Regions from separate parts of the Mus musculus genome. Here regions 2 and 3 are each linked to region 1. A link is a loop called in an ENCODE intact Hi-C map of the cell type or tissue named here. Cell type or tissue: gastrocnemius. All regions are shown on one strand. Region 1 has its middle 440 kb from the start of Nyap2. Region 2 overlaps Rhbdd1 (rhomboid domain containing 1). Region 3 has its middle 160 kb from the start of Mir6344.

What was found. Hi-C counts contacts between places; a loop is a spot of excess contacts. Peaks named below come from ENCODE experiments on the same cell type or tissue, not always from the same donor. Only the 100,000 strongest peaks of a DNase experiment are listed, where the experiment ranks them.
Region 2: a loop joins it to region 1, with 2.9 times the contacts of the local background. A loop is called at or near these places in 10 of 42 quality-filtered maps.
Region 3: a loop joins it to region 1, with 2.1 times the contacts of the local background. A loop is called at or near these places in 2 of 42 quality-filtered maps.

The regions. Positions count from the first base shown.
Region 1 is chr1:81,512,413-81,520,412 of GRCm38, reverse strand. No RefSeq gene overlaps it. Among named protein-coding and RNA genes, the nearest start is that of Nyap2, 440 kb to the right of the region's middle. In gastrocnemius, CTCF peaks have their summits at 3,671 and 6,640 (motif pointing left); a DNase peak (open chromatin) is centred at 3,630.
Region 2 is chr1:82,428,838-82,436,837 of GRCm38, reverse strand. All of the region lies in intron 6 of Rhbdd1 (rhomboid domain containing 1), which reads right to left. Among named protein-coding and RNA genes, the nearest start is that of Gm46095, 61 kb to the right of the region's middle. In gastrocnemius, no CTCF peak of the experiment used is centred here; a DNase peak (open chromatin) is centred at 3,295; H3K27ac peaks cover 638 bases.
Region 3 is chr1:81,970,721-81,978,720 of GRCm38, reverse strand. No RefSeq gene overlaps it. Among named protein-coding and RNA genes, the nearest start is that of Mir6344, 160 kb to the left of the region's middle. In gastrocnemius, no CTCF peak of the experiment used is centred here; no DNase peak of the experiment used is centred here; H3K4me3 peaks cover 455 bases; H3K27ac peaks cover 3,555 bases.

The DNA.
Region 1 (8,000 bases):
ATTTCAATAACGTTTATAAAAACAAATTCATAACACTTGGAATTTTCTCCATTTTTATCTGGAGATGATAAGGGTACAAAGAGGAGAGAGAGGAAATGAGCCTGATCATGATCGCGTGTGGCTATGAAGCAGTGCTGACCATGGCTTTCTCTAATATTAACTACATGCTAGTTTTATTGGATCACATTGATGGTGTTTTTGGGCTGTGGGCATGAATTTCCAGTGTTATGAAAATAAAAGGATCTCTTTGTTCTATGACCTAAAACGAACCAGAGAAAAATATTTGGTGGTACAGGCAGCACCCAAATAAGTTTCTTTTTGCCTTCTTGCTTTTTTCCCCAGCGCATGTGATGTACGTACTGACTTTCTATTCGGTATATAATATAAAAACTTAGAAACCTGTCATTAAATAATCACAAGGTAAAGTAACTAATATTTGAGAAACGCATCCTCCCTGTGACATCTAAGCCGTATTCCTCAGGATGAAGTTCAGATTTTCAATTGTTTCCAGAAACCTGACTATCTAAGCATATCATCTTAATTTTGGAAATGGATTTAAAAATAAAGTAGAAACCCATGCGTTTTTGAGCACTGGCTAACATCGTAAGATTCTCTATAAAAAGTCAAATAAACAAGTGTCTTAAAATAATATAAGGTCTCCTTTAAGCATTAACGTTTTTTTTTTATAATGGACATCTATCCATCTACCGTAATTGGCACAGTAGGAATAAACAAAAGTTGAATATATTATGACTAGTTGACTAAATTTAATATGTTCTCATTGATTTCCAAAGTCGAACATTAAAACCTCACACTTTAAGGAGTGATCCATGGTCCCAGCATTAAAATAAATTACCTTAAAATTGACAAAGAGTATGAATATAAGCGAACCATTCTTATATGTATTTCAGTCTTACAGGCAAACACAGCGCCTTGATTATGAGTCTCAGGAAATTCCAGCTCTTCTAAAATCCAGGCTCTCAGGAAACTCTCTATAAAGCATCTATGACTCAGGTCAAAGGGCTCAGTGAAGCTTCTAGACTGTCATATTGAGCAAGGGTGGAGCACCAGTACAATGCTGTTGGTTTCTCCTCCTTGCTTCTTACAGTGTATACTGGTTAAAGGCAATAAAACTTAAAGCTAGAAAAAATCTGCAAATAATGCAAATGTGTGTGTGTGTGTGTGTGTGTGTGTGTGTGTGTGTGTGTGTTTGTGTGCACTTGCATGTATATGGTGTTGGATGGAGTATAAAGAGATTTTGTTCACTTTCATTGGTTACACCCATCCTTTGTAGATCTTTGGCTAAAAGAGAGAGAGAGAGAGAGAGAGAGAGAGAGAGAGAGAGAGAGAGAGAGAGACAGAGACAGAGAGAGAGACAGAGACAGAGAGACATTAAAGGTTGACACCTTTCCAGTGAACTACCAGGACCTGAGCACTGGCTATCCAGGTGAAGTGGAGCTAAGACAGGGCCCATGGTAGAACACCCTTCAGTCACAATGGAAAACCTCTTACCTTCTTCATGCTCATTCTGCTTCTTCTTCAACTTTCCTTGGCTTCTGTAGCTCACTGATACCTTTGTCTTTTCTTTGCTCTAACTTCTCAATGCCTCAGTTTCCCTGTTCTCACTGGTGTCTTCTCATTAGTATCTTTTCAGCACTAGGACATTTTTCTTCCCAGGGACAATGTTGGCTGTACCTGTTCTTGTAACTGGCAGGTGGTCAAGTACAATCTCTTTTCTTTTGTTTTTGTTTTTGTTTTGTTTTGTGTTTTTTGTTTGTTTGTTTGCTTGTTTGTTTGTTTGTATTTTAGAGTCAGGGTTTCTCTGTGTAGCCCTAGCTGTCCTGGCACTCACTTTGTAGACCAGGCTGGCCTTGAACTCAGAAATCCACCTGTCTCTGCCTCCCAAGTGCTGGGATTAAAGGCGTGCGCCACCACCGCCTGGCTCACAATCTCTTTTCTTGAGGTTGTGTTGAATCCATGGGATATGCTTGGGAGTAAGCCCCAGTTCCTAACCATGGGAAACTGCAATTTTAGACAGGCATGAGACAAGTAAATGAAGAATTGATATTCAAGTAGGAATAAATTATATCATGTCTACCTCAATGAAACAAGGCATTATAAAAGAGTTAGGTCATATTTGACTTGAACAGTGAATTTACCACAATAGATATCTATGGGAAGGGGTTTGAGAATTACATTTACAATTGCTTGGGGTAGAACAAGCTGGGTAAGGAGCATGAAATAGCCTATGGAGAGTCTTAAAAGTTAGTGTAAAGCTTCAAAGCTAATTAAGTAGCTAGAGACGATACTCTGAGAATATTTTAAAATAAAATAGTGAAAGTTTTGTTTTAAAATATTCTCTCTCGCTCTATCTCTCTGTATGTGCAGGCTTAAATGAACACAAGTATGCCCATGTACTACATGCTCCAAACTCACAAATCAACTAAGGAAAACGTTGCTTTCTCAAAATCAAACTGAAAGACACAAGCAATGCATAGCACTTCCAAAAACATTATTTAAGGTCCTATCAAACTAGATAGTTCTGTAACATATATTGAAGATCAATTTTTACTGATTATGTTGGTTTCTGATTTGAAGCCAATCAGAATGAATGTCAAGAGTCAGGAAAAAATAGATATTAAAGACAATAAAACTTAAAGCTAGAAAAAATCTGCAAATAATGCAAATGTGTGTGTGTGTGTGTATGTGTGTGTGTGCACGTGCGTGTATATGGTGTTGGATGGAGTATAAAGAGATTTTGTTCACTTTCATTGGTGTCATTTTGGGTACACTCATAGTGCCTGCAATCAGCAGGACAACTTTAGAAAATGAGAAAGTATTACACTGGCTTCACTTTTGAGAAATATGGTCTTGGGGTTATAAGCTCAGCAACTCCCTATACAGGAAGTGTCTGGACAATATCTGGATTGGAGTAGTATTTCTAAACTGCCAAGTTCATGTATTGTCATCAGATTTTCCACATACATATTAACAAAGTATTTCCATAATGAGTAAAACCTTACTTCTGCAGTATACTACGTTTGGAAACATTTTACTAATAAGAATACTTATGGAAGAATAATTTCACATTGCTAATGTTTAAACTACTCCCAAATTCATATTTTTTTGCTCATCAAAACATGTTTCAAATTCTCCCAAGAGATAAAATGGTTTCTTTTGTTACTGGCTTAACTTGTAGAGTCATTTCCCCTCAGGATAAACCATCATTATTTTTGTATAAGCATATCCCAAACACATATATGAAGATGTTGAATTACATACTTCCGCAGCTTGGATGTAAGCGATGGGAACGTTTTCCAAGTCAAAGCATGTTAAGAAGGGCCGATGACCATCATCTGAGCATCACTTGTCTAATCGCAAGGATTACACCTGGAAACTGGTCATCATCACCGAAGAGGCAGGGTTGCTTGGGATGTGCCTCATCAGAGTGACTCATACCAAGTTATTTTTCTCATAAATCTGCCTATTCCCCCACCATCTGTTATTTTCATTTTTCCAGAAAGTTAAAAAAAATACTGATGGAATGTTTTGATCCAAGTGTAGTATTCCTTGGTCCCAAGATGACATTTCAGCCAGGCCTATAGTTGGGAGATTGCATCGGGCTATTTTCTGGTACGTGAATCTCGGTGAGACATCTAGAGGCCATAGGCAGAATTGCTCAAGATTTTCTTTACTGATGGTAAACAGTAGGCCAGGCCTGTGAGCATAAAATGAATTTTAGATTTGCAATGAATTACTGGAATGCTCTCTGAAGGTCTTATGTTTATAAAATAAAATATGTTACTATAGGAAAGTTGGTGTGCATTACGGTTGAATATGTATTTAGTCATTTGGAACTGGACACACGCAAGGGAATGCACATTCGAAGGTTTTAGTCTAGATGGCATTTTGTTCAAGTCAAACATTACTCATCATGCAGTGTGTAATGTATCCTTTCTGTGTCTAACATGGAAGAATGCAGAGATGATCCTTACATTCATGCACATTATAGATGAACGTGAAAAGGGATTTTTTTCTCCTTTGTCAATGTATGTGCGTGGACTTGTGAGAGTAGTACCCAACATGTGCTATATTATGCCTCTGGAGTTCAGAGGATATTCTCACATGCTGGATCTCTCCACCTACCTTGTTTGAAGCGGGGCCACTCTCTCTGCTTGCAACCAAGCATCCCAGGCTGACTGGTCCATGTACATTGTCTCCATCTCCTATTTTACCCGAGGAACACTGAGATTAGAAATGAGCTACCACATCCAAATATATCTTCAGTCTAGAAAGATGGCCCAGAGGTTAAAAACACACAGTGCTCTTCCAGAGGACCCAGAGGATAACTTTCCAGAGGATAAATTGGTCCCAACACCCATGTCAATCAGCTTACAACTGCCTGTTAACTCTGCTTCTAGTGCATCTGACTCCTTTGGCCTTTGCACACACCTCCACTGGTGTGCACATACATGGTTTTAAAAATATTTAAACTTGCTAAATATCATATGTGCTTTCAAGGCAAGGCCATAATTCATGTACATAGTCCTATTGTAAAAACTGTGTATCACCTTGGGGGTAATAAACACATGGATATCACTTCTGGAATCAAGACCCAGAGGGATGTTCATTTCTGACAATTCGTTTGAGCTAATTCTTATTTATTTATTTATTTATTTTTACGGTCTCTGCTTGCATCTCCTATATTTTGGTAGTAGCTCACTCTTTTTATTGTTAGAGAATCTCCTCTCTTCTCTTGATCCATATGATCTGGATCCTGCCCCCATCTTTTGGAGTGGTAAAGCAGCTTTAGACAGAATGTGATATTGTATGGAAAAGGGAAAAATTGAAATATCTTCTCCTAAGATCTGGTATATGGCACAAGTGCTCACTCTGTCCACTACAGTTCAGTATAGCACTAAAATGCCTGTCCATAGTAAATTGGACCATACGTTTAAAGACAGAGTCACAATGTCTCAAAGACTAAAATGTAAGAGCTGAAACTTTGAAAATACTAGAAGAAAACAGGAAAACCTTCAGGGTAGCAGATAGATGACACTGGCTAAGTCTTCAATAGTGTGAACAAAATTAGTCAAGTGTGTTTATATCTACCTAAAAGCATATACACAATAAGGAAGACATTCATAGTGGAGAGAATGAGAAAAACTATTTGTAAGTGCTTTATCTGTAAATAAATTATATAGAGAATATATATGTGACTCTACTCAACGTATCAGGATAATGGGCACATTTAACATTTATTTTTATTTTTTATTTCATATGCATTGATATTTTGCCTGCATGTATGTCTGTGTGAGGTTACCGGAGCCTCTGAAATTGGAGTTACATACAGTTGTGAGCTGCATTATGGTTGCTAGGAATTGAACCCAGGTCCTCTGGAAGAGCAGCCAATGCTCTTAATTGCTAAGCCTTTGAAATTTGTATTTGTATTTTTATTTGAAAATGGTTATAGTTGAAGGTGAGAGATTTATCTGGGCATCCATTTATCAAGAAGATATGCAAATGGCTGCCCAGTCCATGAAAAAAAAATCAACATTGTTAATCACTGGCAAACATTCAGACCCTTTCTAGCTTTTCCAGTATAGATATTGCTGCTTCAAGAACAGGAGGAGGGATACTTTTTGTTCCTTAGACATGATGTGCATTTATCTCTTTGGCTTTTATCAGGAAAACATGAGGACAAGTGTAAGAGATAAGATATTTCTTACCAATAATACTTAAAATTAGGAACTGAAATAAGCTCAGAGAGAAGATACAAATTATGACTAAAATTTGGAGTATCCTCATTCTTTATAAACTCCCATAAAATCATCCAAGTGCTTAAAAAATTTACAACTGGCAATTTTTTTAAAAAAAGTATCTTGTGTTTTTGCCATTTTAAGTTCCCAATCGATTTTTGACTTACTAGTGATCCTTCCAGTAAAAGATATTTTGTTTCATTTTTACTCACAGAACTCCTCACAGGTGATTTGTGATGTCTTTCCCAAGCATATCTTGTCATAAACTTATTTTCCATTTTTTTTAACAAATAGTGCTTAAAGAGAAGGTAAAAGTTTCTCAGGGGAAAGTCAGTTTCAATATTCTGAGACTACCCAGTAACAACAGTGCAGTCAGCTGCTTATCTTGAGGTAAGAAAGACATGGTCTGAGTTACAGATCAGCCATAGGGTTCCAATGAATGCTTTGGATCTAAAACAAAAGAGTTGAATTTCTAGGTAGAAATTGTGCATCTTTGTGAGAAAACATTAAGTACAGTGTCATATGAAGGGATTGATATATAAAACTCTAATCTGCAGATAAAATCCCATCTTTACATTCTGTGGCTCACCATTGTCTTACAAAGCAGAGCAAATATAAGCACATAGTGGCAAGTTTTGTCATCAGAGGCAGTTTTATGTGGTAAAGTACTTCCTGAAGAAAATGTTTTCTGAATTAAAGGTGAAAAAAAATCAGAGAGTAGTGGTGATGGTGACTGATGACAGTAAAACCCAGAAACTTTAAAATTCTCAAGGAAGGGGCTAGAGAAATGACTCAGCATTAAGAGCACTCACTGCTCTTCCAGAGGTCCTGAGTTCAATTTCCAGCAACCACATGGTGGCTCACAACCATCTGTAATGGGATCTGATGCCCTCTTCTGGTGTGTCTGGAAATAGCTACAGTATACTCATATACATAAAATAAATTTAACAAAAAGTTCACAAGGAAAGTTTATTAAGGTCTCCTTACTAATTCTATTGGCAACCCTACAAAGTTCATGTTCTTTATCCTTACATTGAGAGGCAGCCTCTTGTGTAGTCTGTGGACTGTACCTCTCCAGCCTAGCTTGCATCTCTGATGTCATATAGTTACAATGAAGGTAACTTATTCGACTCCAGGCTTACCTCACTTAAAAGCTTGAGTCTGTGCACCTGTGTCTTAGTTTTGTGCCATTGTCTAATGGTCTTTCTTCTTTTTCTCCCAGTCTTCAATTCAAACTTTCTTGAGCCATAAGTCCTATACAATAAGGAGCCTAGTATGGCTGGTTATGGCCTGGGCCCTTGACTCCAACACTCTTAATATGGCATACTAATGTGGACAGCACTGTTGAATCTAGGGGAAAAAAAAAACTAAAAGATAAATATCTTACCCCAGAAGCCTACTCCAATTACTCAGCCAGAGGGAGAATGGAGGACTTCATGGTCTCCTAGAATCTCCATATCAGAAAGAAAATGTCTTCGAGTGTTGACAGCAATCGTATCCGTGTTTTCTGATCCTCTTACAGATACCAAGTATGGTTCTTACTCTAAACCAGAGGAACTGGGCATTGAGGATTCTAATTGTCCTAACAAATTAGCTTTAAAGGGTTAAGAAGAAAAACTAAGAAGAACAACTCAATATTGTAACTTTAATTTTTTTCAAATCTTAGTTTTACTGATGGTTCTTAGATGCTTTAACATTCCTTGCATCCCACCACCCACCAGAGGTAGTGGAAATGAAACGGTGTAGGGGAAGTGGACCTGTCTAGAAAGATGCCCCTCAACAAAGGAATGGATACAGAAAATGTGGTACATCTACACAATGGAGTACTACTCAGCTATTAAAAAGAATGAATTTATGAAATTCCTAGCCAAATGGATGGACCTGGAGGGCATCATCCTGAGTGAGGTAACACATTCACAAAGAAACTCACACAATATGTACTCACTGATAAGTGGATATTAGCCCCAAACCTAGGGTACCCAAGATATAAGATACAATTTGCTAAACACATGAAACTCAAGAAGAATGAAGACTGAAGTGTGGACACTATGCCCCTCCTTAGAATTAGGAACAAAACACCCATGGAAGGAGTTACAGAGACAAAGTTTGGAGCTGAGATGAAAGGATGGACCATGTAGAGACTGCCATATCCAGGGATCCACCCCATAATCAGCATCCAAACGCTGACACCATTGCATACACTAGCAAGATTTTATCGAAAGGACCCAGATGTAGCTGTCT
Region 2 (8,000 bases), 920 kb before region 1:
GGGCTTCATTCTTTACATTTGTGACAGTCATCCACATTGTTCTGTGTGGTCTTGGTCCTACATCTTTTACAGGTGAAGAATTGAGACAGTAGGATTTTATGTGACTTACCAAAGACACAAGGCTCACACCTCTTTCCCTCTTGGTGCCCCAGGCATGTGCTAGTTCCTCAGTTAACACCATGATCTAAAAAGGAGGATGCCATTGTCTTATTGGCAGCTAAGGTACTGGATCTGTTTGAAAGCAGTGGGGACCCTAAGATTCCCCACAAATGCCAGATTTTATTCAGGACTCCTGAATGTACCTCCTGAAGTTAATATCCCCTTTGAGAAAGATTAAGGCACAACACTACCCAGCCCGCATAGGTAGTTCACCATGGTTTCTGAAAGCACTGAGTACTTCTGACTTCCTATAGAAACATGGAGGAACAAGAAGGAAGCGGCTGACTGAAAGCTTAACAACAAAGTTCCATTCTCTCAAGGACTCACTACAACAAGAGAGATTTATTTTAAGTGAATGGTTAAAGATTTTAATGTAAAACATACAAGGTAAAAATCTTTAGAAACTCTGTCTTAAATCTCATCAAACTTTTATCCCTTTAGTGGTTTACTGTGAAGAGTTTCAGTGAATTTGAGAGTGGCTTGTAAAGGCTTTAGGAGCTTCTAAAGTAGCTTCCACCTGTAACGAGATGGTCTGTGTTAGCCATCCGGAGGTGCCTTGCTTTATCCAGTCATGTAAACTGAATCTGGAGGCTCAAAGAGACTGCTTGCGCCCAGGAAGACCTTTTCTTCTTCTGTTCTTTTGGACTTTTCGTTTTTATTACTGGAAATCATTTAGGGACATTCATTGGACAAATACATACAGTCTCCTAGAAAACCAGCCATAGACCCAAGGACAGAAGCCATGTTGTGTCCTTCACTCTGAGTGGCTAATACACAGGAGGCTATGGAGACAGAGAAATGGATACACATCTTCAGACATGGGTGTGAGGCTGTAAGTAAGAATGGAAAATAGAAACTTAAAGGTAAAATAGAGAATTCAGCTTTGTGCTGTGGGTCTATGAGGAGTAAAACATAAGAAACACACCCCGCCAATGCCGGAGGATGAACGCCCTTTAGCATTCTAAAGTCCAGTCCTCTCAAGATGCTGTGGGGTTGGGCTTGGCTGCGGTCACGGCCTCTCCTGATGTTCAGAAGGGTCCAGAGCAGATGAGAGGGAGCACAGGAGTTTGGCTGCTCTCCATTGCTTGCTAGGCTGCCTTTGCTCAAGTCCTAGAGGCCCCTGAGAATTTCCTGATGCCTGATCCAGACTTCTCAGGTATTCAAGGCCTCCGTTTATTCTGACATCTGCCTGGAAGGGACAGGGACTTTCCACTGTCTGTTTAGAGCTGGTTTTCTTAAAGGTAGGTCTCCGGTATGATGGGTGAGGGCAGGCAGTGAAGTTCTAGTGGTCTCAGGGCCTAGAGGGGAGGTCTCATTCTTAATTCCTGCCCCCTGATCTTGGAACTGTATCCAACGAAGACATTTCATTTTCACTATCAAGGAAGAGGATAGTTGCAGGGTGTAATCCAGAGTATAGTAAACTGAGTTAAAAATATGTAATAACATTAGGTCCTTCTGAGACACAGTGAAGCTGGGCCCTGCTGCTGCCTACCTCCTGCTATGTCCTTCATCTTCAAAGCATGGTGGTGGTTTTAGCAGCCCTGGACCTAGGCACAGCAGTTTCCAACCAAGAGGGACCAGTTAGCCAGTGGAGGCAGACTCAAGCTGAGAACCGAGCCATTCAACAACATCTGTAATGCAAGAGTTCTGAACAAAGCTAGATGGTCTTAGGCATGGCATGGGCTTGCTATGACTCTACCAGGAGCTTACTCTGGACCTCATCCTCTTCCTGTATAACTGTGAGGGCTATCCCAGCCTTGTGCTCCTTCCACACTGAGGTTCATGTGCCCATCACTGGTTTCCAGTGAGTGTTCAGGGCTGGCAGGCCTCCCTGGATAGCACAAATTTGTCCTGTCTGCTACCTGCAGCCGGGGTTGCCTCTCTGAAGAGTGGTGCTTGGTTCTGACTTTTGGTGGCTGGACATGAAACTACCATGCTGTGCTCTTTGGCAGTGTCCTCTAACTCATTTGGTCTCATTCAGTGCCCTGCTCCAACACTCTGTAAACATTTACAATTACTTTATATTTTTTTATTGGGATATTTGGTTAACACTGCCAAAGGTAATAGAAAATTCAATTCTTATGACGTTAATGTTATATTATTAAGATAATTTGTCAATACTAAGAATCAACCATCAAAATATTACCAAGAACTCAATTCCAGACTACATTTGGATTCTGCCAATTTTCCTAAGGTTTTGTTCCATGGACCAATCCAAGGGATTACAGTCCACTTAGTTTCTTGGTTTGTGGGAGTTTCTTAGTCATTCCTTTTTTTTCCTATGACCTTGACTGCCTGGCTAGACACCCAATAGATATTAGGTTTGCTTGATTAGACAGAAATTCCAAGTTTCAACAAAGGAAATTAAAAAGCCACAGAAATAAAGCGTAGTCTGTGTACACATCAAAGACATATGTCACTAACAGGACGGACCACTTGTGAGGCCAAACCCTAAGGACTGTTTGCCAAGTACAATTCTCCATTGTACATTTTGTTAGGATTTTATTTTTATGTTTTATTTATGTGTATGTATGTGTGTCTGTCTGTGATTATCTGCACACATGTGCAGATGTCTGTAGAGGCCAGATGAGGGTGCTGGCTATGCTGAAGCTGGGGTCACACGGGGTTCTGCAGTGCCCAAGATGGGTGCCGGGAATTGAATTCTGGTCCTCTGCAAGCAGCAAACACCCATAAATGCTGAGCTGTACCTCCAGCCCCATTGTAAAAGCTTCGTTTGAGTTCCAAGAGGATATAGCTTTGACCTTTGCCTCTACCAGTGCCCTGGGTAAGCTGGAAGTGGGCAGCCAGGGCACTTCACACGAGACTTGCCATCTAGCTACCCACGCCTGGGGATGAGCAGCGGTGGAGCCACATAGAGCCTTCACTGAGCTCCATCTCTGATGTCCCAGTGTGGTCACTCCTTCCTGCTCTCTGCATGGGACTCACCAGGGAACTTGGTTAAGAGATGAATTTAGGGTTGGTAGGGCTGCCAGTAAGCCCATACACTTAATGTTTACTGCGTTCCTGTATGGCTATGAATGTGAAGTACTCTAGCCATTGAGACCAAACATCTTTGTACTGAAAAGAGCCAGTCGGTTTCTCTCAGTGCTTACAGTTGCCAGCAGGTGGAGGCAGAGGCCTACAACACGGTGTCTGTAGACGAAAACTAGGACACATTCCAGTCAGCAAAGCATTCCACTTTGTAAGCAGAATCAGGGTCATTTTGAACCAGATGGGCTCTACAGAAGACGCTGCACAGAACATTAGGGAGTTGTTTACTGTCTAGATGGTCTGCGGGTCATCTGCCAGCACCTAGCAGGTTCTGTGTCACATCACAATTCTTCCCCAGGAAAGACTCACAAGGTCCTGGGAGAGAGGACACAGGGGTTTCATATCAGTTCCAAAGTCAGAATTCATTTTTGCTCATGTGCACATGCCTTGTGCTTACTGCTCCAGTCCGTAGCCCCCTTACAACTCTAACTCCAAGTCAGAAAGATGAAACTATGTAATGTGCGGTGACTGTCAAGACTGAAGGCTGTAAGGACTGCAACAGTGCAGGATGTCTAACAGTGAAGGATGCCTAAGTGCAGTGGTTCCTGCTAACTTGCACAGCCGCTCCGACCTGTAGCAGTTACCGTTCTCACCGCTGTAACCGCATTACTGGCAGAAACGATTTAAGGGAAGGTTCATTTTGCTCCGGGCTTCAGAGTTCGGTGCAGGGCTGCTTGGCACCACATGCATGGGTAAGAACATGGTAGCAACAGGAGTATGAGGCAGAGGACCTTTCCTCCTGCTGGACAGGAAGCAGAATAGGGCAAAACAGGAAGGGGCCAGGTCAGGACATAATTTCCAAAGACACACTCCGGGGACCTACTTCCTTCAACCAAGGTGCACCTCATACTTTTTTAGTACCTTGTAACACTGCAGTCATATTATAACTTCCGCAGTCCTAGTTTAGATCCACCAAGGGATTAAACCACTCAGTTATGCAGCACACACACAGGTGTGTTATACTAATGTGGAAATTTCCTTGGCTAAAACTGATCTTTATTTCTGTGCATCTGTGTGAGGCTTTGTGAGTGTATGTGCACCTCTTGCATGCGGGGCATTCTCCAGAAACAGGCATTGGATTGCCTGGGCCTGGAGTTACATGTGGTTGTGAGTCACCCTGTGAGTGCTGGGAACTGAACCTGGGTCCTCGGCTAGAGCAGTAGGCATTCCTAATGGCTGAGCCATCCCTCCAGCCCCAGATCTAGGATTTTCTTAATTTAAACACGTTCACAATCAAGGTTCGCTGTCACACCTCTCTCTGTGTATCCTTTCTCGGACCTCCTACCTGGTCTGGTCCCAATCCTTGTCCTAATCCAGAGGGATGTCAGACAGAAGGAGAGGAGGAAGAGAGAGCAGGTTAGACTGAGTTGCTCAGCTCTCACTGTGGCAAGGCCTGATACCGTGGTAGTTCAGGGAATGGACAGCTGTGTAAGGACAGTCAGAATGTGGCCTGACTTTTTTTTTTTTTTTCCTTTGCAAAGAACTGGACTGACCAGAACTTCAGAGCAGAGTATTCCATGAGTTTTAGAAATCTACAAAGCCCCTTTCACACAATGGTTTTTGCCAGGAGAATTCATTGGCTTAACCTGCGATCTCAAGTAGCTGCGGATGTCCTGCCTGTTGGTGCAAGTTCAAGGCATCTGCCCTGGACCAGATGCCTGTCCCTTCCCCCAGTCCAAATGATGACACCCTAATCTTTACTGTGGTGTATTTTCAGGTGAAGGCTTTTGTAGGTTGTTAGAGGAAGCCTCTACAACGGGGCTCGTGCCCTTGTAAGGGGCTGAGGCCAGAGCTTGTTGTCTGCCATAGGCACAATGGGGATGTTATCATCCTAGGCAGGGGACCACACCAGAGTCCAGTCACCCTAGCTCTTGGAACTCAAATAAGGGAAGCTAGGAAGCCACAGACTTTGGAAATACAGCTCGGTCTATTAATGAATTTTATGAATTTGCCAGGACCCTAGATTTCTTGACACATTTAGGAGCAAGAAACAGACTGACAGATGAGATGTCATGTATATGTATATGTATGCTCTTAAAAGCCTTAAATACTCAACACTAAACATTCTTCGAAGACCACAAGCCTGGGCAGTGTATAACTACATGTCCAGATGTATTGATATCAATGCATAATTATGGAGATAACCCCTGACCTGGGAAATTGTCCCTGACAGTCTTACTGGACCAGAGAAGCAGGGCTGTTGTTCAAATCCATCATTAAAGCTAAAAACCCTCTGGGCATTCATCTCTTTCAGGTGGAACCCTGGCCACGACAGTGACATAGTCAATCACAGGGCTGGGCCAATGGCTCTCAGCAAGGACAGTCCAAGGTAGATCCACAAGAAAGAAAGCAGCTTCCACCTTAGGGCCTCATTCTTTGCTGGGCCAAAGCAGCAAAGAAAGAAGAGCAAAAAAGACACTCGGTTAGGAGGCTGAAAACCAGCCAAAGAGGCACTCTGGAGACAGTGTGATGTCCACAACTTTGAAGTGGTAAGACCTGGCAGACAACTTGGAAGTGAGGACGACCCACGCCTGTGTGGATAAGCTATGAGATGAGTAGCCTGAGAGGCCTTCGGGAGAAGCACACAAGCAAGCAGAAGCCTTAGTCCTTGGTCCCTAGAGCTCTGCCTTTCTGTGCAGGTCAGTCAGCCCAGAACCGTGATGGTTAAAGCCAGTTCTATGATGTCATAAACCATCCTAGAAGGAGCACGTGCTTCTGCGTGCGATGGCGTTGAACCTAACCCTGAGTCTAATTCCCACTTTCTGTGTGGCCTTCTAGATGGAATAAACTCATTCTTACCCAGAATTCTGACCTGGTGTATGATAAGACTTGTGCATCTGTGTGCATCTCTATGTATACACGCATGTTCTTGCACGTACTTGGGTCTGCATGCGTGCATTCTACATGTGTATGTGCGTTAGCACACATAAGAAGAGGCTGCCCTGAGACTAAAGCATAGCACATTCAACAGACAAATCCTCCCAGGGGTTTCCCAGTGGCTCTTATGTGCTCTTAAGATAGCCTGCTTCTAATTGCCTCAGACTGGGGAGAATTCATCTCAAAAGTTATTTTGAGATGTTCTGTAGTATTGAGATTTGACAGCAAACAATGCTACTGAGTTACTCCTAAACACCTACTCATTATTATCAGAAAAGTACAGTGTACATTATGAACAGAAAGGAAAAAAAAAAAAAAAAAACAGACCTTAAGATTCTAGACAGCTGAAGATCTAGATAAAGGGATGGTAAATTACCCCCTAAGCATTTTTGGAAACGTGTGTGGATTTGGAAAGGTGTGTCCTACAGAAGGTTAGTACTGGGAGGCCTCCCTACAGTTTCAAGGAGAAAAAAGGAAGATTTGATAAAGTTTGTGAGGTGTCACTGTGCATGCTTAGCCCCAGGGGAAGCAGAGGTTACAGGCCAGCCTTGGTTACACAGCAAGCCCCAGGTGTGCCCCAGCAAGCCACACAGTGGGTGTGGAGGCACAGCTGAGTTTGAGCACCGGCTTTCCCTTTATGTTTGCCCTCAGACGACTTTTTGGTGCTGGTCCTTGGCTTACTTATTTGTACAATGAAGAAATCTAGGGAACGCACAAGGGCATTCTGAAGGCCAAGTGAATTAAAGGAGTCTAGCACCCAACCTGTTTCTCTGATAATTCCCTTCCATGGGCGCTCTCCTTCTGCTCTCTCCCCTCCCTCCCTCTCTCTCTCCTCCACCATCCACTCAGTCACACAAGCCAAGGCACACCCTTGATACACCTTCTACCTCAGCATCTTTCTATCCTACCCGCCACCAAAGCTTGGTGATTTTAACAAGTGGTCTCACAGCCCCCGTGCAGCATCAGGTTTCAGCCCACTGTTCTTCTGTTGCTTTCAAACCAGGAGCACAAGGCTCTTGCCTGAACTTCCCTCACTTGGACCAGTGGCTCAACAAAATGTTACTAAAAAGCAGAACGTGAGGAGGGTGCATAGAGAACATACAGAGAACATTTGAGATAAAAAAGAAAAGCAAGAAGGCCAGGCAAGGTGGTAAACACCTTTAATCCCGGTACTTGGGAGGCAGGCAGATCTGGGGCAGCCTGGACTATGTAACCAAGTTCTAGGCCAGCCATGGTGACATAGTGAGACCTTTATTCAAGAAAGAAAGCACAAGCAGACAAGAACAAAATTGATGGGTTTGTTGCTGCAAATGCAACAATTTCCAAGCGTTTCCTTGGATCTGAAGAGAGCCAGTAAGGGCATTTGACTTGGCTAAGGGCCCACACCTGATTTCAAGATAACTCTCCCAGGGTACAAAGACTAAGGGCAGTTAAGCCCCAGTGAGGAGAGCTGCCAACATGACTGATCTAAATGGAATGTGAGCCTATGAGTCATTTGTAGCTTTAAATACTATAGAGAAAAGAATTTGTAAAACATGCCCAAACAGCCTGGCTTTGATGTGGTGAACTCTTTCAAAACCACATTGTTCAAATTTATGCTAAAATGCAAAGCCCTCATGTTTACAATGGTGTTATTGGAGGAACATGGCAAAAAAAAAAAAAGTACCACTGTTCAATTTAAAGGCAAGACTTAAAACTTCAGAGCAATGGGGTGCTTCCCAGTACTAATTCCGAGCTGTTAAAGCCCAAGAGGCTAGCAGTGAATGCTCTTGCAGCATCTTGGCCTGATTGGGGAGTGGCTCTTTATATATTTTTGATCTTGTTAATTATGCCGTAGGGCTAGGGTAATGTCTCAAGGGTCACCATTGCCCCTGGGGCAGGCTACAAATGACACATAATGCAATGCTCTGTAC
Region 3 (8,000 bases), 460 kb before region 1:
AATCATGCCCTCCCCTGAGTTTGTTTAGAAGAATCATTTTATCCATTTTATATGTCAAAAAAACCTCTTTCAATTACTAAAGTGACTGTAACATTTATAAAAAACGTTGTTATTTTCTGTGTGCAAATGGGAAATAGTTGCCATTAATTATTCGCCTGTTCACAGTAACAGCTGCCTAGTGAACCCTGTCCAGTTGTCATAGAAAATGCTCATATTTCCCCCTTTATGTCATTGTTCCTCCAGGAAACCAGGGACATTTGTTAGCCCAATTGTTTCAGTCTTGCCAACCCTACTGGGCCAGCTAATATCCTGATTTAAGATCTTATCTAACTTTTTCAACAGCTACATTCAGACTAGATAGGTTTATGTAGTTGATTTCATTGCTAAAGCTATTTGACAAAAGCAAGAAAGTCAAAGCTTTTAGTGACATGAACCACCCATCTGCTGCCTTTAGTCTTGACATCTTTCTGTGTGTTATTTCATGGACCATCAGAATAGGAACTCTGTCTGCTTCCAACATAGCATAAAGGTTCAGTATCAGCCCATATGGCCTTGAAACTACCAAGTGTCTTAAGCACTAGTTATTTGCGATCTTTGCATGGTACAACACCCTCTCATAGGGTGGTTGTTAAGAGAGAAGGACTGCGCAGAGCTAGCATTTGTGTGATTTAGAGTGTACAGTCTGGGAGTGTGACTGCTATGGTTCTAGGGCTTTTGGGACTCTCCAAAATAATGTCTTATCAAAACAGATGAGTGCTAGCTAGAAGAGTAATCAGCCTTGCCTGTAGGGTCTCTGCAATAAAATATTAACAAAACTGCTTCATGCACTTAAGTGTAGACTTTAATATTAACTCTTTTTCATGCAAAGTTGTTTCCAGTATATATGTGTAGTGATGCCAAAATATTAATTAACCCATGAAATCCTGGCTCCCTAGGAACTCATGGTCTAGGAGAAGAAAAAGATTGATAAATACATTGGAGAAGGTTAAATGTGATGAAATAAATAATGACAGCGATAAAAACTCCCACTCAAGTTAGAATTGAATTTGCATATTGAGAGAAATTCAGATAGTCAAATCTATGAAGGACACAAGGCAAACATGAGTTTGGTTTGAGTTCTGGATTGAATAATCCAGTAGACAGGGATTGGCAGTTCAGCTCATTTTAAATTTTCTATTTGAATAAGCACTTGAAGTTTGTGTGTGTGTGTGTGTGTGTGTGTGTGTATTTTATTTTATTTTTCTTTTTGGATACAAGACAGAAATCATTGCATGTATTAGATTGCATTGCCTTACATGGTTCAGGGAAGGAAAGCCAGAAAAACATCTACCGGATATTCCATGAAATGTTGTTTATGCGAGCCAACAGAAAGAATTAGTTTGCACATCCGTATCAAATGCCCACGCTCTCAGCTCCCCAATTCTTTATATAGCTGTCATGAAACAAAGATACGCCTAATTGGCTTTGCCAGCAGTAAGGGATAAGCTATCTTTTTTCCCCCTCCCATCTTTACTGGCTACGACTCTCATTCCTGATTTGATACAGAACACATAGCTTCCTCTAAAAAATGGATCTGTGTTAAAACGAATCTGTATACAGATAGATTTTTGCAGAGCCTCCACAAAGCAATGACATGTTGGATGTTTTTGGTATTGTGGACACTTGTAATTTGGGACCTGGGACTGGTATTTCCTTTAGAGTGGCAAGTATGTCATGTGGCTTGGGGCAGATGCCATTCTATGCCTTGTATTACATTATGCACGGGCAGTGACCTTAGCCTTGATTTATTTTTGATACTTATGTGTTGTACATATCTAAGGTCTTGTGTGAAATAGTCTTGGTTCCCAACATTATCATACTCATGATGAAGACACAGACCTTCACAAGTCTCTAGAATGACTGAAGTCACTACTAATACTATATTCTCATTGCAGGCATCATAGAGGAACTTACTTACTTTTCCCCTTCATTTACTCTGTTCCCACATTTTTATCTATAGAAATAAGATTTTTAAATAGAGGAAGTTATTTAAGAAGGCATGATATAGCTTCCTTTTTTTTTTTAAAGCCTAGTCTTAGTATATCTGTAAAATAGAGTGAATATTTAAATGCTATGTTTGGAAATATTTTGACTTTTTATTTAAATAATGGATAATGTTATGGTCAGAGATGATAACATTTTTATTGACTACAGAGATAACAGCTATGTTTATTTCTGAGCTCTATGTATATCTACAAAAATTGGCATGTAGTAGAGAAAGAAGAAAGAAGGAAGTATGGACTTCTGAGGAGTATTTACGCCTAATTTGATGCCATTTTGTACTCTGAACTTTTTATCACTTCTTTATTTTACAGTATTTAAACCAATATTTCTCCCTTTCTCTTGGAATACTCATGTAAGAATAAATTCATTTGTGAACACTCGGTTGGTTCTAAGAAGCATGTGGAGGGTCTGCTTTCCTGGACAGAAGGAACTATTTTTTTTACCTTCTGGAATGCACAGTTGATGCCTGTCTTCAGGTAAGGCTTGTGGTTGATGTTCTGAGAGGCATATGAACCTGGGCATGCCTTTTCAATCACTAAACTGAAGATCTACTAAGATTCTTTCTATTCAGGCCATCTCTTTGTGGTTTCAAAATGGCTATCCCAACTCTACACTTTAAATTCCAAGTCTGAATAAACAAATAGCAATCTTTTCCCTAGAATTTCAACCAGTCACCATCTGTATTTCAGTTTGTGTTTGACCAACCTATGACTGATTCTATGAACTTCTCACTATTCCTGGGTTCATGGTTAGCTTTTCTTTTTTCCATCCTGGAGAGGAAGTAGCATTCTCTGGATGCATTTTGTTTAGCAGTTAAGTGGAAGGTAAACCCACATATAAAATTTTATTGTTAATATTGGAAAGGAGGGCATATATGCCAGTCTTGAAAGTAAACAGACACAAAAATGTCCACAACGAAAGGTATACCTTGGTTTTCCTGCCATGGATGATTTAGGTTATAGTAGAAGTGATTATATAAAAGATATAAGTGTGGGTACCAGGTACAGGCACCCAGATCTTTGTAATGCATGTGTCACATATTCCTAGAATCTAAAATCTGTGTAAGCAAAGAATACTACTCTATAGAATAGTATATGTGGGCAGGCTACTGTCTCAATTCAGAATCTGCCTCACATAAAATACTGCATGGGTACCAGCTTCCAGATGCTCACTCTAAACTGGTGTTATATCTATTAGCCTAGTGCAGATTTTATACATTCTTTCTGAGGGATATGCTCTTGAAATTTTATTTATAACCATGGAATTAATACACAAACCAGTTTAACATCAACTAGAGCTTCAGCAGAGTTATTTCGTTTAACATGAAGGCCCTTTCTGGGGTTGGTAATAAATCGTCTCCCTAATATGTTCAGAGCTTAAGGGTAAAGCTATCTCTCATGGAAAGAAAGATCTCAGTAAAATGAGTCCCACTTTAGAGGGCTGCAGTAAATTTAGTTCTAGGGCTTTCCCTCTGCCTTGAAATCTTCCCTGGAAGATTATCTGAATAATATTGTAATCTGTAGTATCTCTACTGAACACACACACACACACACACACACACAGAGAGAGAGAGAGAGAGAGAGAGAGACAGAGAGAGAGAGACAGAGACAGAGACAGAGACAGAGACAGAGACAGACAGAGACAGAGAGAGACAGACAGAGACAGACAGAGACAGAGAGAGACAGAGAGAGACAGAGACAAAGAGACAGGCAGATACTACTATTGCAATTTTATTTCTTTGTACTTACTAATTAGGTTTATAAAGAAATATTTAGGGGCAGAACCCTGCCCCCTCCCGCCCTCCCCAGATTCTGATGTGAGGGCAAATTACCTGGGAGTTTTGTTAAATATAGATAATGCTTACATCCATGATTCTGCATTCTCACAAGCCAAGCAAACCAGCAAGCAGAAGATAAACTGCGGGCAGTGAAGAAGCTACCGTTGCTCAGACCACACTTTGACTAACAAATCTCTACTTGTGTTGGCAGATACAGCAACACGAGCATATTCCTATTATATTTGAAAAAATGTCGGGATTTCAGGCTCATTAATGCTTTGCACACTCTTAGTACCTACTCGTCAGTAGTGAATCAGCACAGCAGGCAGCACAGCGATTGTACGGCCTGAAGTGTTTACTTTCATACTCCTAGAAGCAGCTACTGGTCAACTCAACCCGAATACAGAAAGTTTAACTCTATTGAATACATTGCCACAGATAATTCTTCTAGAAATGTCTAGAACTTGCCAGAGGAATGATTTGTGTGCTAGAAGGTACATAGTCACTGACTAGGCAATGATCTAGTCTAAGCTGCATGACGTTCCTCTTGAGTCCATTTTCATACCTTCTTGTCTGCTGCTCCAATGCAGCTCAAGGCTCATACAGTGTAGTTCTTCATTTTAGATGCTGGCTGAGTTCTCATTTTGGTCCTCTTGAAAATGATCTCAATGAAAACATTTGTGTTCTACCAATTATTTCCTTTTTGATCTATAATTCTTATGGAACAACCATAGGCATTATAACGTTGGTAAATTATCCCCAAATCAATAAAGCTGTTAGTAACCAAATGAAAATAGTAACAGGAAATACAAACTTAGCAACCAAACAGCCAAACATATTTCTATAAAACATTCTACATATTTGGCTGTGTACCTGTCCTGGTGACATGTTAATCTATCCACAATTAGCTCTTATTTTATAGGAGCCTATTATTAATTTCAATGCCTTGGATGGTAAGACAAATGTTCCAAGTGATACTTCACTGCTTCCAAATTAGCTTTGGAGTCTTTTTGCAGGGTGTAAATGTCACTATATTACGCACAGCACTTGAGACTGCTTCCTGAGCATAGAAGGGGTTGTGTAATTCAGCCATCTTATCCTCTGGATGCTCTTCCTTATGAACAAGACCTGCATGGTGATAAGTACATGGCACACTTCTCAGTGCTCCTTCGTGACCAAGACACAGTTTGGACTTGGGCGCCACATAGTCTCCAGTGCCACCTGCCCAGCGTCACATGAGTCTTCAGTATTTCTGTCTCCTGAGAGTTGGCATGACAAGTATACATTTGGCCTTAGCATGTGGCTATGTGAGATCATTGGCTTGGATGAGGACATGGGGTGAATTCTCTCAGGTTTCCCCAAGGAAAGGTGAAGTGAAGATTGACTGCAGGGTAAGGTTAATAGCCTTAGCAAGATTCTGCCTCACACTGTGTCAGAGCACAGAGAAACCACTCAAGCATTAACCAGGGATTTAATTCTGTTGACAGATAGCCCAGCTATGCACTGAATAATCTCAGGGGTGAGCCTCAGCTATCTAAGGGAGCTCAATAAATAGTACCCCTCCTTTCTCATATTAGAACTGAAAGTGGAGGGGAACTTGGAGTAATTTGCTGGGGACTGTATCGGTTACTCTTCTCATTACTGTGACAAATATCTGAGGGAAACAACTTTATGAACTTATTTTGGTTCAACAGTTTTGAAGAGTCACAGTCCAATATGGCTGGGCTGATGAAGCAGGCCTACTAATGGTAGCAGGAGTGTTTGATGAACTCCTATTCACATTACCAGGACAGGATGCAGTGTGTGTGTGTGTGTGTGTGTGTGTGTGTGTGTGTGTTTGTGTGTCTAGGGGTTATACCTCCAAACACCCATCCTAAACAACTGGTTAACCTTTATCCAGCTAGTGCCTACTTCCTAAAGGTATCACAGCTTCAAATGTGAGTGTCACAAGCTGCAGACAGAGCATTGAGAAAAAAAATGAATTCATGGAGAATAGTCTAGATTCATACCATGGCAATGTGGAAAGGCAGCTTTTGACATGGCTCTCGGTGATATGAACCCCCTGGTGGTCCCTGTGTAATCCCCTCCCCAGAGTGTGGGAAAGACTTTATAATTCGCTTCTAACTAATAGATCGTGACAGCTGTGCTGGGATATCATTTCTGTGATTATGTCACACGAGACTGTAGCTTCCAATTTGCCAACAAACTCTCCACTTACTCTCTCTTTCTGATGAATTTGAAGGAGCTGGGGTGCAGAGACATTTGAGAGGCAAGAAATTGAAGGCAGCTCCTGTCAACAATACGGTGAGAGAACTGTAGCCCTCTATTCCCCAAGAAAGGGACTCAATAATCATAGGACATTAGAGATAGGTTTTTCTGTAGTTGAACCACTAGAGGAAAAGTTTTCCCAGGCTCACAGCTTCATGGAAGCCTTACAAAAAAACCTTGGCGTAGGGAAAGAGCTAAGCCACACAGAGTCCTCATTAACAAAAACTGTGAGATGATGCTGAATGTGTGTTTTAAGTTGTTAAGACAAGCTAGCAGTGGGTCTTTGTTTCTAAGCAATGGATGGGGAATATAAGTGGGTTTTGGAAATGGGTTGACTTATTGGTAGGTTCTGACATAGGCTACCTGCTCAGTCTCTAATGGTGCTGATCAATGGTATTCTTATTAATTAGGTGGCTGTCTCTGTGTGCTAGTTGGCTTTTTGTCAACTTTATGCAAGCTAGGGTCATTGGGAAAAAGGAACCAGAGTTGAGAAGATGCCTCCATTGGACTGGCCTGTAGGAAGCCAAAAACAATCTTGTGGCTAATTTTGTTTGTTAGATGAATGAGGTAGAGGGCCCAGCCCACTGTGGGCAGTGCCTTCTCTGGGAAGGAGACACTGGATCACATAAGAATTCAGGCTCAATGAGCCATGGAGAACAACCCAATATAATAGTTGTCCTCTGTTTTCTCTGCTTCATTTTCTCCACTTAGTTCCTGCCTTGACTTCTTTTCAGCATAAATTATAAACTGTTGACTAATAAACCATTTCCTTCCAAAGTTGATTTACCCATGGTGTTTTATCACATCAATAGGAAGATCTAGAACACTGGTAAAACCTGCCCCCACCCCCACCCCATGGGAACAGGAAAAAGAATGTTGTCAGTGAATCATTTTCTATGTTACTGGTGGAAGAAGGAAGGCTGCTAATCCAGTTTGGTCCTCTTACTGAAGTAACCAGATGCTGTGATGTCCAACCAGGTCCATTGGAAAAACAGACTAGAGAGAAGGCAGAACCTTTCTTTTAACTAGTCTTTCCAAATATGTAAATGAAAATGGGTTAGGTGTCATTGAGTTTCCTGGTTTCCCAGAGACCCAGGAAGCAACTCCATGGAGAGGAAGAGTATGGCAGAGGGGAAGGGGATGGGAGATGGGGAAAAGAATTCTGGGAGACAGAATGGGAGGACAGGGGTCAACATTTGGGATGTAAATAAATAAAATAATTAATTAATAAAAATAAAGGATGTCCTTGTGATTTATAAAATATGTTTAGGGAAAACAAACAAACAAATAAACAAACAAAACTCTTCTCATACTAACCAGACTAACTAAAAAAAAAAAAAAAAAAAATCAAGGTTCCTGTATTGATTTGAAACATGCTCACTTTTATGGTCTGCATTCCATGCAAGAATTAGCAACACAAATAACTATTGAGATTATCACCTTTTTCAAGGCACAGCCTAGGTGCCAGGCCATAATTGATAGCAAATGACCAGAACTCTATATGCTGAGTTTGCTTTCTCCACAGACCAATTTCTATAAGATTAAGAGGCAAAATATTTATCAGGGAAGGTTACTGAGATGAACCTGTGGAAGGGATGGTGACGCTTCAGATGAGGCAGAGGGAAGAATAGAGCTGTGAGCCAGTCCTGTTGAAAACCTCAGCTGGGAACACAAGACATGTGTAGGGGTGGCAGTGGCTTGAGTTGACATCCTTGGCTAATGGATTGTTTTCTTATAACACTGGTTTTTAGCAGGCAGAGATTTGGATAAAGGTGAAATACCACCAGTATTTCTATTACCTTGAGTAGTAAGTCCTTTGACAGGGCAGGTTAGAAAATAGAACCTGTTCTTGGGTGGAAGATGTCTCTAGGAAGAAAGGTATTTCCAAAACTCCATCCCTCCCTGATCTTCA